Linked DNA regions of Homo sapiens: region 2 is linked to region 1. Evidence: read pairs that join two places in POLR2A ChIA-PET (ENCODE). Cell type or tissue: GM12878. All regions are shown on one strand. Region 1 overlaps DHX35 (DEAH-box helicase 35). Region 2 overlaps PPP1R16B (protein phosphatase 1 regulatory subunit 16B).

Region 1 (8,000 bases):
TCAGATCCTCCATCTGTAAAATAATTCCCAAAGTTCTGCTGGGACAAGAACTGTACTTTTTCCTTTCTTAGTGATTTTAACACAATACGGGAGCATCTTGGGGGAGATTGCTCTGCAAAAGTGGTATCATATGTATACTTAGATGTGATTTTGTTTGTAGTACCTTGCAGAAGCCGGCTGGACAGCTGAAGGAAGAGTGGTAGGAGTGACCCAGCCTCGAAGAGTGGCTGCTGTTACAGTGAGTTTCTTTTTGTGTTGGAAAGATTCTATCTGTGTTGTCTACATTTGTGATTTGTTTACATTTCCTAAAGGCTTTAAATGAATAGAAGTTGCTCCTTAAGAGTTTAGGTCTTCAGTTTTTATGTTTTTTTTATTTTTATTTTTTTCCTCAGACAGAGTCTCACTCTGTTGCCCAGGCTGGGGTGCAATGGAGCTATCTCAACTCACTGCAACCTCCGCCTCCTGGGTTCAAGCAATTCTCCTGCCTCAGCCTCCCGAGTAGCTGGGATTACAGGCATGTGCCACTACGCCTGGCTAATTTTTTTATATTTTTAGTAGAGACGGGGTTTCACCATGTTGGCCAGGCTGTTCTCAAACTCCTGATCTTGTGATCTGCCTGCCTCAGCCTCCCAAAATGCTGGGATTACAGGCATGAGCCACTGTGCCTGGCCAGGTCTTCTGTTTTAAAAGAATTATGATTTGAATATTTTTGTTAAATTGATCCTGCACATTATGAACGTTTTAAACAATAAAGTGCTGAGGAAATAAAAAAACAATATATTTTTAAAACCCCAAATTTCACCATCCAACATAAACAATGTGAACATTTGTGAACATCATTCCAAGCTTCTCCTAAAGATGAAGATGAATGGTTGACTGGCTGGATAGAAATAATTTTATAAAAATGAGATCATATTTAATATTTATTTTTTATTGAATTTAACAAAATAGGAAACTTTAGTGAAATAGGAGTAGCGACTGTACTTTGGATAAATGTTCACCGCAAGATAATTTATTAAAGCTTGAAAAGTAAGAAAAAAGAGTACAAAAAAATTCAAGATGTTACCTATATTTCAAATTACGCCTTATAGTTTCCTGTTATGAAAGAAGAGGAAATTAGCACATGTATTCTTCTTTCCACCTTCCCTTTCTCCATTTGTTGTAGATACAGTCCTGTCATTTTCATTTCAAGATTTATAATATACATGTTCTTAATCATAATTCTCACAGGTGTTTAACCTTAATTCTAGCTTGAATGGATTCATTACTCATCATTAGTTATTTTCTATGGTTTTGCTAACCTTGAATTGCTTGTTTTGCTTTTATTTCTTGTATTGGCTGAATTTTATCATTCAGCTTTTTTTTTTTTTTAATATGCTTGAGAATGTTCAGTTGTGGTTTTTGTTGATATAAAATTCTTGATTCACACTGTCCCTGCAAACTGCAGACTTTGCTCACTGCCTTTTGGCGTTGAGGATCACTGTGTAGAAGTCTGAGCCACCATAAGTTTTTTGTTGATAGTATGTTTGAATTCTTTTGTTGTTTTTAAATTAGCTCTGAGAGATTGGGTGTGGTGGCTAATGCCTGTATTCCCAGCACATTGGGAGGCCGAGGCAAGAGGATTGCTTGAGCCTAGGAGTTTGAGAACAGCCTGGGCAACATAGCAAGACCCTGTCTCTACAAAACAATTTTTAAAAAAATTAGCTGGGCATGCTGGCACCTGCCTGTGGTCCCAGCTACTTCGGAGGCTGAGCCAGAAGGATCTCTTGAGCCCAGGAGTTAAGGTTGCGGTGAGTTATGATCGTGTCATTGTACTCCAACCTTTACCCTATCTCCAAAAAAAAAAAAAAAAAAAAAGGCTTAAAGAAAAGGAAGTAGGGCCTTTAGTTTGTGGCCTTTACCTGGACAAACAATTAATTCTATTTCCCCAAGTTATTTTTGTTCTGTACTGAGTTTTAATTATTGTGTCGTTGTTTTGCCCAAAGTTCATTTTCTAATGGTGTTCAATTAAGAAGTTATACAGTTTTAGAAGTTATGTGTGTGTGTGTGTTGTGTTTTTGTATGAAAATGGGGCTAACAGTTTGGAAACCAAGTTGCAAATGCTGCTGGAGTTAATCTTTTTTGTCACTAAAAGATGACTCAGTTACCTAAAATTAGAACAATTTTTCCTGTTTGTGGTTTGGAATCCCAGCTCTTAATCAGTTTGCATCTTAGTTCCAAATTTGTAGCCATGGATAACTTCCATGAAACCACAGCTTTCTCTTGAAAGAGCAAAGAGCATGTAATATATTAATAGAGCTGTCAAGTTTGAAATGCTACATCTCAGAAAGTACTTTATGTGCAGACTAAAATCTGCAAACAATCTCAGAGCCTAAAAACAGATTGCATAAGCTGTTGCTTGATCTCTGTGAGAGGCAATTAGTAGTGAGTATGCTTGTTGAACTCATGTGGTCTGGGTTTGACTTCAAGACCAGGTAGGTCCTCCCTGACCTGTGATTCAGAATAAGCTCTAACACCTGTCTTATTTCAGTTTCCTCATTTGTAAATACAACAGTGTCTCGTCTACCTCATGGGCTGTGTGTCTATTTAATGAGATACAAATTTGTGAAAGCTTAGAGCACAGCACTTGCCAGTAGTAGGTGCTCAGTGATTTTTTTTTTTTTTTTGGTCTTTTACCTCCCTTTCCTTTTGGTCTGTCAAAAAGATAGTATTTGTCCAGTCTAGTTGATGAGGTTATTGGGAGCAGAACTAAAGTGATAGAGATAAAAATCTATTAAAAAGCCAAGAGAATATAACCTTGTGTGATTATAAATAATAAAAATTTAAAAATAGAGTTTGAAAATAAAAATACATACTTTTTATAGCAAATGTATTCAAATAGTGAAGGAGTAAGAATAAACAGGTTTGGCTTTTACCTTATAGACCCATAAAATGATTATATTTTTACAGAGATTTGTTAATTTATGCTCATTTTTTTAAATTTAAAATTTTTGTGGGTACATCGTAGGTGTATATATATTTATGTATGCTCATTCTTATAAGCCTATTTTCTCCATAAGTTCCTAGTATCTCTATGCACACATTCTCTACCTGTACCATATTCTGAGATTTATAATATAACGACATGTAGGGTTGAAATTGGAACAGTAACAATAACAAATCTGTCCTGGTGAAATGCTGGTCATTGGGAAATACAACCACCAGAGGCAGAGCAATGTAGGATAACTTTCTGGTTTCATAAGACGTTTTGAAAGCCTACATGATATAGACCAGCTGCCAGATGATTGATTTGGTTTTGGCCTCCCCATTCTATAATTTCAAGTCACCAGGCAGAGCTGCTTCTGATCCTCATCTGCTCTTCAGTGTCTTAAACACTGATGGGCAGGAAACGCCTGGGTGTGCCTAGCTCAGAAGCTGAGGGCAGGGAGCCTCTGCCCTCCTGAGCCTGGGGCTGCTGGGGTGGAAAGGCTGGAGCAGTAAGCTCTGTCTCAGGACACCACATGTGCCAGCCATGTTCTAAAGTCAGGACTTGGGAACTGCGTGGGTGCTGGGGAGGTTGTCTCACCTGTGAAAGAGGGAGACTGAACTCCTTCCTTCTGTGGGGATTGGTGTGCTGGGCCCTGGGAAATCTCTATTAATATTGCTTCCCTTTGGTTCTTTTCATTTAGGTAGTTTATGTGGTGGTGAATACTAAACTTTCTTTTCTTTCTTTTTTTGTTTTTTGACACAGTCTCTTTGTCACCGAGGCTGGAGTGTAGTGGTGTGACCTCGGCTCATTGCAACCTCCACCTCCCCGGGTTCAAGTGATTCTCCTGCCTCAGCCTCCTGCGAGTAGCTGGGATTACAGGCGCATGCCACCATGCCCAACTAACTTTTTGTATTTTTAGTAGAGATGGGGTTTCACCATGTCGGCCAGGCTGGTCTTGAACTCCTGACCTCAGGTGATTTGCCTCCCAAAGTGCTGGGATTGTAGGTGTGAACCACCGCGTCCGGTCCTATTTTCTTTTAAATTAAACTAAATGATATTCATTATTGCTCTTCCACTTTTATGCTTGTTCATTCTTTTAAATATTTTCTATTAATAAGTTAACTTTTGAATAGCCTTCTTGGGGGAATGCAGAGATCTTGCTGTTGGATTCATTTTTCTCTTTCCTGCATTCATTTTTTATTTGTTATGTTTTGATGGATGAAATTTTGTCTATAGTTTATGGTCTTCATAATGTATTACATATTTTGTCTTTCACTTTATTATGCTACCTTGGATTTTTTATTGATCTTCTCATCCACTCATCTGCCCCCTTTGTTTTAAACCTGAGTTTGTCTGTATTTCCCCTCTCAGTGGCTTTGGCAGCTGGGACACAGTTGTGAACTGTTTCAGGTATCTCATTCTTGAAACTTAGCTTTTTGCCTTCGATGAGAAAATGAAACTGGCCCAGCTTTGAATATGGTAATTCCTGTTCTGCCTTCATGGTCCCGGGGGATGGGTTTTCTTTTCGAGCGTGGAGATGAAAAGTTGTCCCTGGTTAGTGTGCCCTTTGTTTAGGAACAGGGTGAATCTTGTCATTTCTTTTACTTTCCTTTTTGCTTTGGCCACCAAATTTAGAGCTGAATTTGTGGCTCAACTTGAATAATTTTGGCATATCTATGTTTAACATTTTCTCATTGGCTTTGATCTTTTGAAATTTTTTCTGTAATTTTTTGGATCTTGATCCGTAACATTTTTATGTGATTTTGTTTTTCATTGTGTATGTTCTTATAAGTTGCCCCAAGACCATTATAGAATGAAGTGAGATACATAAGTTAATAATTGGCTGGGTGTGGTGGCTCACGCCTGTAATCCCTGTACTTTGAGAGGCTGAGGCGGGCAAATTGCTTGAGGTCAGGAGTTTAAGACCAGCCTGGCCAACATGGCGAAACCCCATCTCCACTAAAAATACAAAAATTAGCTGGGCCTGGTGGCGCTTGCCTGTAATCCCAGCTACTTAGGAGGTTGAGGCAGGAGGATTGCTTGAACTTGGGAGGTGGAGGTTGCAGTGAGCCGAGATTGTGCCACTGCCCTCCAGCCTGGGTGACAGAGTGAGACTCTGTCTCAATAATAATAATAATAAAAATTGCAAAAGTTATTATGCTTGTTCTCTAATAACTTGTCTCTTTTCATTTTTCATTGTGTTCACATACTATTTAAAATATAAATGACCTTTAGATTTTCCATAGTATGTGCGCTGTGCAGTAATTTCTATGTCTCTATTTTCAGCATGATCTTTCTTCCCAAAGGTTGCAGGGAGAGTAGCTGAAGAAAGGGGTGCAGTGCTGGGCCACGAGGTGGGCTACTGCATCCGCTTTGATGACTGCACCGACCAGCTGGCCACGAGAATTAAGGTAAAGTGCTCAAGCTGCTTTTCCTAGTGGAAATAAGGAAGAAGGTTATTTTGGGAGAATTAAAAACATGTAGTCCTTGCTGCTGTACAGGACATTGATACCATGGCAGAAAGTGAAGAAAAGTATCCTGACATTCAGAGACTTTAGTCAGCTAGGAGACAGAGAGCTCTTCCTTTTTTCTTTTTTTTTTTTTTTTTTGAGACAGAGTCTCTCTCTGTCACCCAGGCTGGAGTGCGGTGGCACGATCTCTGCTTGCTGCAAGCTCCGCCTCCTGGGTTCACGCCATTCTCCTTCCTCAGCCTCCCGAGTAGCTGGGACTACAGGCGACCGTCACCACACCCGGCTAAGTTTTTTTTTTTTTTTTTTTTTTGTATTTTTAGTAGAGACGGGGTTTCACTGTGTTAGCCAGGATGGTCTCAATCTCCTGACTCGTGATCCACCTGCCTCAGCCTCCCAAAGTGCTGGGATTACAGGCGTGAGCCACTGTGCCCGGCCGACACAGGGCTCTTTCAAAGAGTCCTGCAATCTTATCCCAGAAAGGAGCTTGGAAGTCAGGTTTAGTCCTTGATTCCAAAGATGAAGAGGTTAAGGGCTTGGAAGGTTGAATGACTTGCCTGATATTATATGCCAATCAGTGATAGGACCAAGACTCAAAGCTGTCTTTTCTTATGTGTATTTTATTGTATTTTCACTGACTCAAATAGCAATCGAAATATAGAAACAAGCCTGTAAAAGGCTTAAAAATAGAGTAGTATAAGTTGATGAAGTGTAGAATTCATGAATGTTGTTTCACTAATTAGTACTTTTCCATTTTCATATGAAAATGGATTTTACATGTGTGTTCTTTGGCCTTGTTGCTAATGTTAAAATAATTAGTATCAATAGTAATCAGTGTATAATCAACTCAACAGGGTGTGTACTACCTACCACCGTGCTAGAATCAAAGTCTAATCAGACAGTGCAATAAAACAGTGAATGAAAATAATCTGATGAAATGAAAATTGATTATTAGAATCTCAGTTACCTCTTAATTTGCAACAGAGGAAAATTGAAAATCAGATGAGCTGAATGACCAATGTAGTGATTTGTAAAAATGTAGACCTTATTTTCCAGATTGCCATATTTTGTTATATTCATTTTGCTAGGTGAAGGGAATATTTTTCTGTACCATCAAATATATTTGAACTAGCTAATTTTCAGTGGTTTGCATAACCATGAAAACCTTTGAGCCGTCCATAAAAACCTTTTGTATTCCATTTGGTCACAATTTCAAGGTGCTCAGTTCTCGACTGGTGATTTGTCATTGGTGGAAGTTCTCACTACGTATGTATGTGGCAGCTAGTACCAGGTCCAAGAAAAATATGATGGCAATGCATCCTGCTCTTAAAACAAAAAAAGTAAAAAACACCTAAGATACAGCATGCAAGGGAGATGGTTTAACCTGAAAACAAATTCAGTACGTTAAGAAGGCTGTTACTGTATGTGTCTGAAGCATTTTATAAAGATTCATTAATCTGAAATAATATTAGCTGACTTTTCTTAAACACTACTCTGTCCTAGGTCCTATGCTAAACGCTTTACATGTACAGTCAGTCCTCTGCATCCTGCGGGTTCTGCATCTGTGGATTCAACCAACCTTGAATTGCTAATATTACAAAATAAAAATAAAAAATAATGTAAATTTAAAAAAATACAGTATAACAACTATTTACATAACATTTACATTGTTTTAGTCATTCTAAATAATCTAGAGATGATTTAAAATATATGGGAGGGTATGCATAGGTTACATGCAAATACTATGCCATCTTATATAATGGACTTGAGCATCTGCAGATTTTGGTGTGGGTTGGGGGGGTTTCTAGAACCAACCCCACAAGGATACCGAGGAACTACTATACTATCTTATTTATTTTTCACATTAACTTGGTGAGGTAAATACTTTGATTACCTCATTTTACAAATGAGCAATCAGGGACAGAGAAGATGAGTAACTTGTCCAAGGTTCACACAGCTTAGTAAGAGGTAGAGCCAGGATCTGAACTCCCAGCAGTCTGACACCATAGCCCATGTGCTTAACCATGATCCTATCTAGAGTCTGTAAAATAATATTAATTGAAGTTTAAGTTAATAACCTCAAGAACTGCAATCTATAGTCTTTGGGACATTTGAAGAGCAATTATCTTACACTTAGGGTGTTTCTTTGGGCAGATACCAGTTAGTCTTCACTGCCTCTTTATCGATAGTACTGGTGGTGCAAGCCCAGAGGAAATGGGGCATAGCTGATGTTCCCATAATAAAGGCAAGTGAAATTCTGCTCAAAGATTTGCAACTCCAGCTGAGGACCCTGTGTTTAAAGCCTTTTGTGAACAATTACATTGCTTGATAACGAAAATATGGGGGCATTTTCTCACAGTCCTTTGTGGGAATTTACTTGTACACATGCTGGCAAAGAGGTTGCACTTGAACTTAAAAAATACCATTAATATGTAGTGTAAGTGAATTATTTCTAAAGCTTTGTGTTTTTATTTTTTAGTTTCTTACTGATGGAATGCTGGTCAGGGAAATGATGGTTGATCCGTTGTTAACAAAATATAGGTAAATGTGTTTTTCTTATGATA
Region 2 (8,000 bases), 140 kb before region 1:
TGACCTCAAAGTGATCCGCCCACCTTGGCCTCCAAAAGTGCTGGGATTACAGGTGTGAGCCACCGCGTTCAGTTTTTTAATCTGTAAAATCAGGTTTTGAAAGCTTGCCCTCAAGAGGGTATGGCAAGACTTAGACAAGGTCCTGGATGTGACAGTTCTTTGAAAGGTTACCCTGAGACCTGTACCAGCACGGTGATAACGCACTTTATTTTGTTTTGTTTTTTACAGACTTTAATGTTTTTCAGAACCTAAATATGCACAGATACATTCTTCTTGTAAAAATCAATCAACGTAGAAGTGTACAAAGTAAAAAGTCCTTTCTGTCCCTCCCTTCCTCCCTCTCTCCTTCCTCCCCTCCTTTGCTTCTTTTTGTCCATCCATCACTACTGTTGTTAGTTTGATGTTTCTTTTCCAGGTATTTTTTTCATTTGCATATGCACTTGTGGACTTAAGAGAAATATAGAGCCAGGTTTCTTTTTTAAAAAGTTTTTACATAAGTGATGGTATCCTGGATACATTATTCTGCAATTTTCTTTTTTTTTTTCCCATCCAACGGTATATCTTGGAGACGTTTTCATGCCAGAACATGTACAGTACAGATCTGTGCCATTATTTTTATCTGCTGTGTAGTATTCCATAGTATGGATTACCAGAATTTTCTAACTAGCTCCTTATTGATGCAGATTTTTCCAGTAGCTTCGCTTTTGCCACAGTGAATGTTTTATTTCCATGTGCAAATGTTTATCGAGGACAGATGTGATGAAATGAAAGAGATGGATCTGAAGGTATTAAATTTGAATGAGAAAAGTGCTAGACCCCATGGGCTGGTCCCCCTGTCTCTATGGGGCAGCCAAGTGAGGGGAAGGGGCCAGAATACTGTGCTCTGTGGCAGGCTCGTGGGTTGGTTTTAGGGTCCACAGTTGCCTGGGTTTGGATGAGGGGTGTGAGGCTGCCATCAGTCAGCCCTTGACCTCACTGGGCTATGCTCAGCTTCCTGGCAGCACTACAGAGCCTGCTGCTTTCAGCAGGCTGGGAACGGCTGCTTCTTGCTGGTGGAGCTGGTGTTTGGGAGGCTGCCGGGGTGTTAGCTCACAGTGGCGTGGGAGCGTGGGGTGGCAGCTCCCCCACTCCCCTGAGCTCACAGCAGCCTCTGAGTCAACCTCCCCCACCTGCCTGGGGAATGTGAGTTGTTTCCAGAGAAAGGCAGGCTAGGAACTCACTGAGTTTCATCCTCTGGTCCCATATTGCCTTTAGACTAGTGTCCTTGCCCTTGGACCTGCCTGAGCCCCATGCTCACTGCTCTCACTGCCATCACCCTCTGCCCCAGGCGACGCCAGCTCCACCAAGATCCTCCCATATTCCCTGCGTTATCTTACCTCCACACCTTTGTATATGCAATTCCCTCTGTCTGGGACACTCTTCCTGTGACTAACTCCTGTAACCCTCAGCTTTGAGTCCAGCGTGATCTCTGGGGAGCCATCTGTGAGCCTTTTCCCGGCCCTGGTTAAAGTAGCAACTCAATACGTAGCTGATGTTTACTGAGAGACAGTGTAGTGTCATGGCTAGGAGCACAGACCCTGCAGTTTGTCCTCCAGGATTCAAATCCTAGCTCTACCGTTTACTAGCTGTGCATCCTTGGGAAAGTTACTTTACTTCTCAGTGCCTCCATCTCCCCATCGGTAAAAATGAGGATGATGATGTACCCGCTTCATAACGTTGTTGGGGGGTTAAATTAAGTTGATAAATGTTGAAGTGGTATGGTCAGAGCTACGTAAGTGGTATAAATTGTTGTTATTCTACACTATTCTACATTTACGTAATCTATTATTACAGCATATTCTGATTGTCATCATTGTTATTATTTATCAGGTGCTTTGTACCAGGCAGCTTGCCTTACATATGTTATCTCGGTTAATCTTCACAGCAACTCTCTGAGGTTAGAGAGTCAAACCCCATTTTTAAAAAATAGCTTGGGGTTCAGTTTACATATTATAAAATTTGCCCACTTTAAGTGTACTATTCAATGATTTTCAGTAAATTTACAGAATTGTGCATCCATCAGCCACAATCCAGTTGTAAAACATTGCCATCGCTGAGTGGTGTGGCTAACACTTGTTATCCCAGCACTTTGGGAGGCCAAGGTAGAGGATCGCTTAAGCCCAGGAGTTCTAGACCAGCCTGGAGAGCCTGTCTGTACTGAAAAAAAAAAAAAAAAAAAAAAAAAAAAGCCAGCCGTGGTGGCACTTGCCTGTGGTCCCAGCTACTTGGAAGGCTTAGGCAGGAGGATCGCTTGAATCCGGGAGGTTAAATCTGCAGTGAGCCATGATTGAACCACTGCACTCTAGCCTGGGTGACAGAGCAAGACCCCATCTCAAAAACAAACAGAAAGCCTTTTCATCATCCCAAAAAGAAGCCTCATGCCCATTTGCAGTGACTCCTGGTTCCCAGACCCAGGCAACTATAATCTACTTTCTGTCTGTATAGATTTGCCTTTTCTGGACATATTATTTACATGGAATCATACAGTATATGATCTTTGTGATTGGCTTCTTTCATTCAGAATACTGCTTTCAAGGTTCATCCTTGGTGTGACATCATATATCAGGGCTTCATTCCTTTTCATTGCCCTGTAGTATTCCATTGTATAGATATTCCGCATTTTGTTTATCCATTCACCAGTAGGTGAACGTTTGGATTATTTCTATTTTGGGGTAGGATGAAGAATGCTGGAAGGCAAATTTGGGTACAAGTCTTTGTGTGGATATATGTTTTCATTTCTCTTGGGTCATTACCTAGGAATAGAATTGTTGGGTCATATGGTAAATTATGTTTAACTTTTTAAGAAACTGCTGTACTGTCTTGGAAAATGGCTTCACTGTGTGAATTCTCATCCCCCATTTTACAGATGAGAAATTTGAAGCTCAGAGAGACTAAGTCACCTGCCAAGGTCTCACAGGTTTTAAGTGTCAGACTCAATCCCAGGATTCAAACCCAGATCAGTTTCTCCGAAGCCCATGTATTTAACCACCAGGCAGTCCTGTACTTCCTGCTTTTGTTTTCACTAGAAAACTAGAGAACCCTCAGTTGCTGTACTGATCTGTGTTTGTTTTGGCCTTAGGCATCCTGGTGTTTCTGCTGGCATCTTGGGCCCTTTGATTTGGGGCCCCCAAGATAAACTCTTTAGCCCCAGATATAACTTCTTTCTAGGGCCACAATAGCCCAGCCTCCCTTGAAACCATTGAATGTATGTTAAGTTGTTAGAGACTTCTGTTTTTCTCTCAGAATGTGTAGGGTTTTCTTTATGGAAATTCTCATTCAAAAAATGTTTGAGTGATTCTTCTGTACTCTAAATTTAACTCTTATTAAATTTAATGATTTTTCTCACTGTAAAAGTTTTCAAACTCTTTTTTAAGCAGTGGAAACTTTTCTTTAAATGAGATATTATGCAGAAACCCAATATGTAAAACAAAGGAAGGAGCTGTTCTGACTGGGGTCAGGTGGGTGGGGTGCTCAGTCATCCCTGCCACCTGCAACCCCCTCCCCCACCCCCAGGCACAGTGCTGGACACCTGGGCCTTGCCACCACCATCTTAAACCAGCAGCTCATCTACAGGAACTAGCTCAGACTTTCACTTTTGGTCCTTTTAAAAAGGGAAGTTTCTTTTCTTCTAATTATTAAAAAAAAAAAAACCCTGTTATTGTTACAGAAACTTTTAGAAGTACAGAAAAAAAGAAGCATTAAGAAGAAGATAAAATCACCCATATTCCCCCTGAACAGCAACAACCATTGATAATATTTTGGTATTGTTGTGTCAGGCAGCGTCCTGGGAGGAAACAAATGGTGATTTTATATGGGGTGATTTGTGGAAAGTTTGATAAAGGGGCAGTTTGTAAAGGGTTTAGGGAAGTGGTCCTCAAACTTTTTGGTCTCAGAGGCCCTTTATATTCTTAAAACCTGAGAACTCCTAAAAGCTTTGGTTTAGCTGGGTTCTATCTACCCATATTTACTGTATTCGAAATTTAAACGGAGGCATTAAATATTTATTCATTCATTAAGTCAGAATGATAAACACATTATCTGTTGGCTATCTGCTTCTGCGTAGCAGATGAACTCAAAATTTAGCAGCTTAAAACAATAAACATATACTGCCTCACACAATTTCTGTGGCTCAGGGATCCAGAGCAGCTCAGCTGGGTGGTTCTCGTTCAGGATATCTCATAAGGTTGCAGTCACTTCAGGATTTACCTGGGGCTGGAGAATCCACTTCCAAGATGGCTCACTGGCATGGCTCTTGGCAGGAGGCCTCAGTTCCCTGCCATGTGGCCCTCTCTATAGGACAGCTCGAGTGTTCTCTCAGCATGGCAGGTGGCTTTTTTCAGAGTGAGTGATCCAAGAGATAGAGGAATCCGCAATGCCTTTATGACCTTGTGTTGGAAATCATGTACCATCACTTCTACCATCTTCTATTCATGAGAAATGACTCACTAGGTCCAGCCCACACTCAAGGGGTGGGGAATTAAGCTTCATCTTTTGAAGAGAGAATTTGTGGACATGTTTTAAAACCACCACATGTTAACATAAATATTTTTATGAAAAATTATATTTTTCAAAACAAAAAAAAAAGCAATGAGGAGAGTAGCCTTGTTTTATATTTTTGCAAATCTTTTTAAGATCTGGCTTAATGGAAGACAGTTGGAGTATCTTATCTGCTTCTGCCTTCAATCTGTTGTGATATGTTATTTTGGTTGAAGTAAATAAAGAAAATCTTATGTAGTTGGAAAAGGGAGGAAATATTTTAATTGCTTTTTCAGATATTGTGGATATTCTTTGATACTACATCTAAACTCAACAAGTAGTAGTTTCTTAAAGGTTAGTTGCAGTGCTGAATCTGAAGCCATATCAATTTACATCAAAATCCATTGGTCTGTCTGGCATTTTGAATGGTTCTTTTACCCATGTGTACTTTTTTTTAATGTAATATATTGGATCTGTTAGAAAATATTGGTTCACTGAGTTACACAGATCTTCCAAATGTTGACACATTGCTTTATACAATATAAGAAAATGTATAGTTTCAATAACAATCTTGCCATACAATTATTCAGGTACTGGGAAACTGTAAGTTCGTGGTAGCTATAAAAGTTTTCTAAAATTTGGATTTTTGCTTAAAAGTTCAAATTCTATCATTGGTAACAAATGCTGTCAGTTGTGAGAAGATCCATTTGCCCTTTTTAGGAAAAAAAACACTGCCTGTTAAATACTCAAGTCTGAATAACCATTGTTTGCTAGACATCCTTTAAGTAAAACTAGTGCTCCATGAGAGAAGAGACTAGCTTAGCACACAGCTTAAAAAATGGCTCAAGTAATGCAGTTGGAGACAATGATTATTCTTTTTTTGAACTTCCCATTTTGTCACATGGAATATTAAAAGGACATGTACTCAAGGATTAAGGTTTCATAAAATTAATACATTTTATTGCTTTATCAAGGACATTTTTAAGGGAAACTGGTATTGATTTTTTTCTTTTGATTGCACATACAAAACAATGAAGATGGTGATTGCTAGTACAGCTTGGTGCCACTAAGTTAATTCTGTTAAAACAACAGTAGTTTTACCCACCATTGCTTTTACACCATCAGTGCAAATGTCAACACAGTGGAAAATGCAAGTAATTTCTTAGTGTTACTGTGAAAATTATTTTGATGTTTTAATACCCTGAAAGAGTCTAGAGACCACTTTGAGAACCACTGGTTTATGGGGGTCAACAAGGAATGGGACAATACCCTGGGATAGCAAAAGTTGGGAGATCTTACCCACCCCACCCCACCCCCTGGGCCTGAAGGAGACAAGGAAATGAACCTACTGGAACCTAAGGAAGGCACCGTATGGAGAGGGCTACCTAAAGGAGCAGTGGCTGCCACTCCATGCCCCTGCCATTCTGGTGCTTTCGGTGACAAACCTAACCAGAAAGCAGAATGCAAGGAAGCCTTTGATGTAGTGCAAGTCAACTGGCTTCCTCAGGCACGGAGAGGGGAAGATCTAGAGGGACAGATGGGGCAGAGAGTGAGCCCAGCTGTCTTCAGCCCTTCGGATCTACACACAAACAAGGAGTGAGTTTGTGTACATTTAAAAAACAACTTTTAGGGCCAAATGTGGTGGCTCATGCCTGTAATCCTAGAGCATTGGGAGGCTGAGGTGGGAGGATGGCTTGAGCTCAGGAGTTCAAGACTGCAATGAGCTGTGATGGTGCCACTATACTCCAGCCTAAGTGACAGAGGAAGACTCTGTCCCTAAAAAATAAATAAACAAATAAATAAAAATGTAAAAGTAAAAACAACTTTAACCCTAACATTCACTTGTGAATTCAGCAAAATTAGTCATCTGCTAGAGCTGTGGTATCAGGGAGAGCCTGTCTGAGGAGGTGATTTGGGCTCAGACCTGAATGTGGAGGAGTCTGGAGGAAATGTACAAAGGATGTGTGATGGGAACAGGGTTGGCGTGTTTGAAGACAGGAGAAAGATGGGAGGTGGAAGAGTAGGGGGAGGAGGTGGTTGAGGGAGAGCATACTGACCGTAGAAGACTAGAGTAGGAACTGTACATTTGATTTCGATGAAAAGCCACTGGTGGTTTTGAAAGGGGAATCATGTGATGAGATACAGATTTTGAATTCGGGATGGATTTTCCTGGTTGCTGAGTGCAGAATTGACTGTAGCAATCTATTTTCGCAGGGCTGTGAGGGGAGCAGGGAGGCTCATGAGAAGCCCTCACAGTAGCGTAGGTGAGAGCCTATGGTGGTCACTGGGCGATGCAGAAATCAGGAGGTGGAGCCCACAGGGCTTCTGTGTCAAGTGACAGAGGAGGGACTCAGTGATGGCTTTTGGGTTTTTGGCTTGAACATCTAGGTGGATGACAGTGCCACATTTTGAGACTGGGAAGATCGGAGTAGGAGGGAGGAGGGGATTTGGAGAGAATTGAGTTCTATAGGACTGTCCAAGTTGACATGTCCTTTTAACATCCACATGGAGATCTTGAAGAGGCAGATGAATATGTGAGTCTGGAGCTCAGGGGAGATATCAGGGATGGTTATAATACTTGGGAAGTCATCAGCATGATACAAGTGCAGTATTTTCAAAAATGCAGGACTGTAGGAGGTCATCTAGGAAGCAAGGGTAGTTGGAGCAGAGAAGGGATCGCAGAGAAGGGATCACTAGAGAAAGCTCTGGGACACCTCAATAGCTGCATGTTGACCCAAGAAGAAGAGAACAAAGGAGACCAGAATCATCTACTCAGAAGGTAGAAAGAAAACCAGGAATAGTGTGGCATCTCAGAAGCCTGGAAGAAAGGACTGTCAGCTCAGTCAAATGCTGTTGAGGGGTTGAATATTTTGTCTTATCTTTATATACTCTTTGGAAAAAGAGATTTCTAATGATGACCTCATATATCCTATCATGGATGTTCCATAATTTATGCAGCTACTCCCTTATTATTGCATTTTGAGGCCATTCCCAATTTTTGCTACTATAAATTATGCCGTGGTGAATATCAATGTATAAAAGTATTTGGTTGGCCGGGCGCTGTGGCTCATGCCTGTAAATCCTAGCACTTTGAGAGGCCAAGGCGGGAAGATCACTTGAGCCCAGGAGTCCAAGACCAGCCTAGGCAACATAGTGAGACCCCATATCTACACGAAATTTAAAAAATTATCCAGGTGTGGTGACGTGTACCTGTGGTCTTAGCAACTTGCGGGGTGGAGGTGGGAGGAACTTTTGAGCCCAGGAGGTCAAGGTTGTAAGCTGTGATTGTGCCACTGCACTCCAGCCCAGGTAACAGAGTGAGACCCTGTCTCCAAAAAACTAAATAAATAAAATAAAAATAAAAAGTATTTGGCCATAGCTTTGATTATTTACTAGGTAGATTCCTAGATGTTCATTGGCTTTGAGGTCTCGATATAAACCACTCATTTGACTACCAGAGAGGTTGTATCAGCTGTGTGTATCCA

Evidence for each region. Peaks named below come from ENCODE experiments on the same cell type or tissue, not always from the same donor. Only the 100,000 strongest peaks of a DNase experiment are listed, where the experiment ranks them.
Region 2: POLR2A ChIA-PET joins it to region 1 with 11 read pairs; 2 of 35 experiments call an interaction of 5 or more read pairs at or near these places.

The regions. Positions count from the first base shown.
Region 1 is chr20:38,983,539-38,991,538 of GRCh38, forward strand. It overlaps DHX35 (DEAH-box helicase 35), which reads left to right. Exons shown (of 22, transcript NM_021931.4): 4 at 161-238; 5 at 5,275-5,379; 6 at 7,916-7,977. Among named protein-coding and RNA genes, the nearest start is that of DHX35, 25 kb to the left of the region's middle. RefSeq lists an enhancer at 4,474-4,593. In GM12878, no CTCF peak of the experiment used is centred here; DNase peaks (open chromatin) are centred at 2,453, 3,292 and 4,443; H3K4me3 peaks cover 1,380 bases; H3K27ac peaks cover 3,334 bases.
Region 2 is chr20:38,839,155-38,847,154 of GRCh38, forward strand. All of the region lies in intron 2 of PPP1R16B (protein phosphatase 1 regulatory subunit 16B), which reads left to right. Among named protein-coding and RNA genes, the nearest start is that of PPP1R16B, 37 kb to the left of the region's middle. RefSeq lists an enhancer at 3,609-3,718. In GM12878, no CTCF peak of the experiment used is centred here; a DNase peak (open chromatin) is centred at 3,547; H3K4me3 peaks cover 1,690 bases; H3K27ac peaks cover 5,178 bases.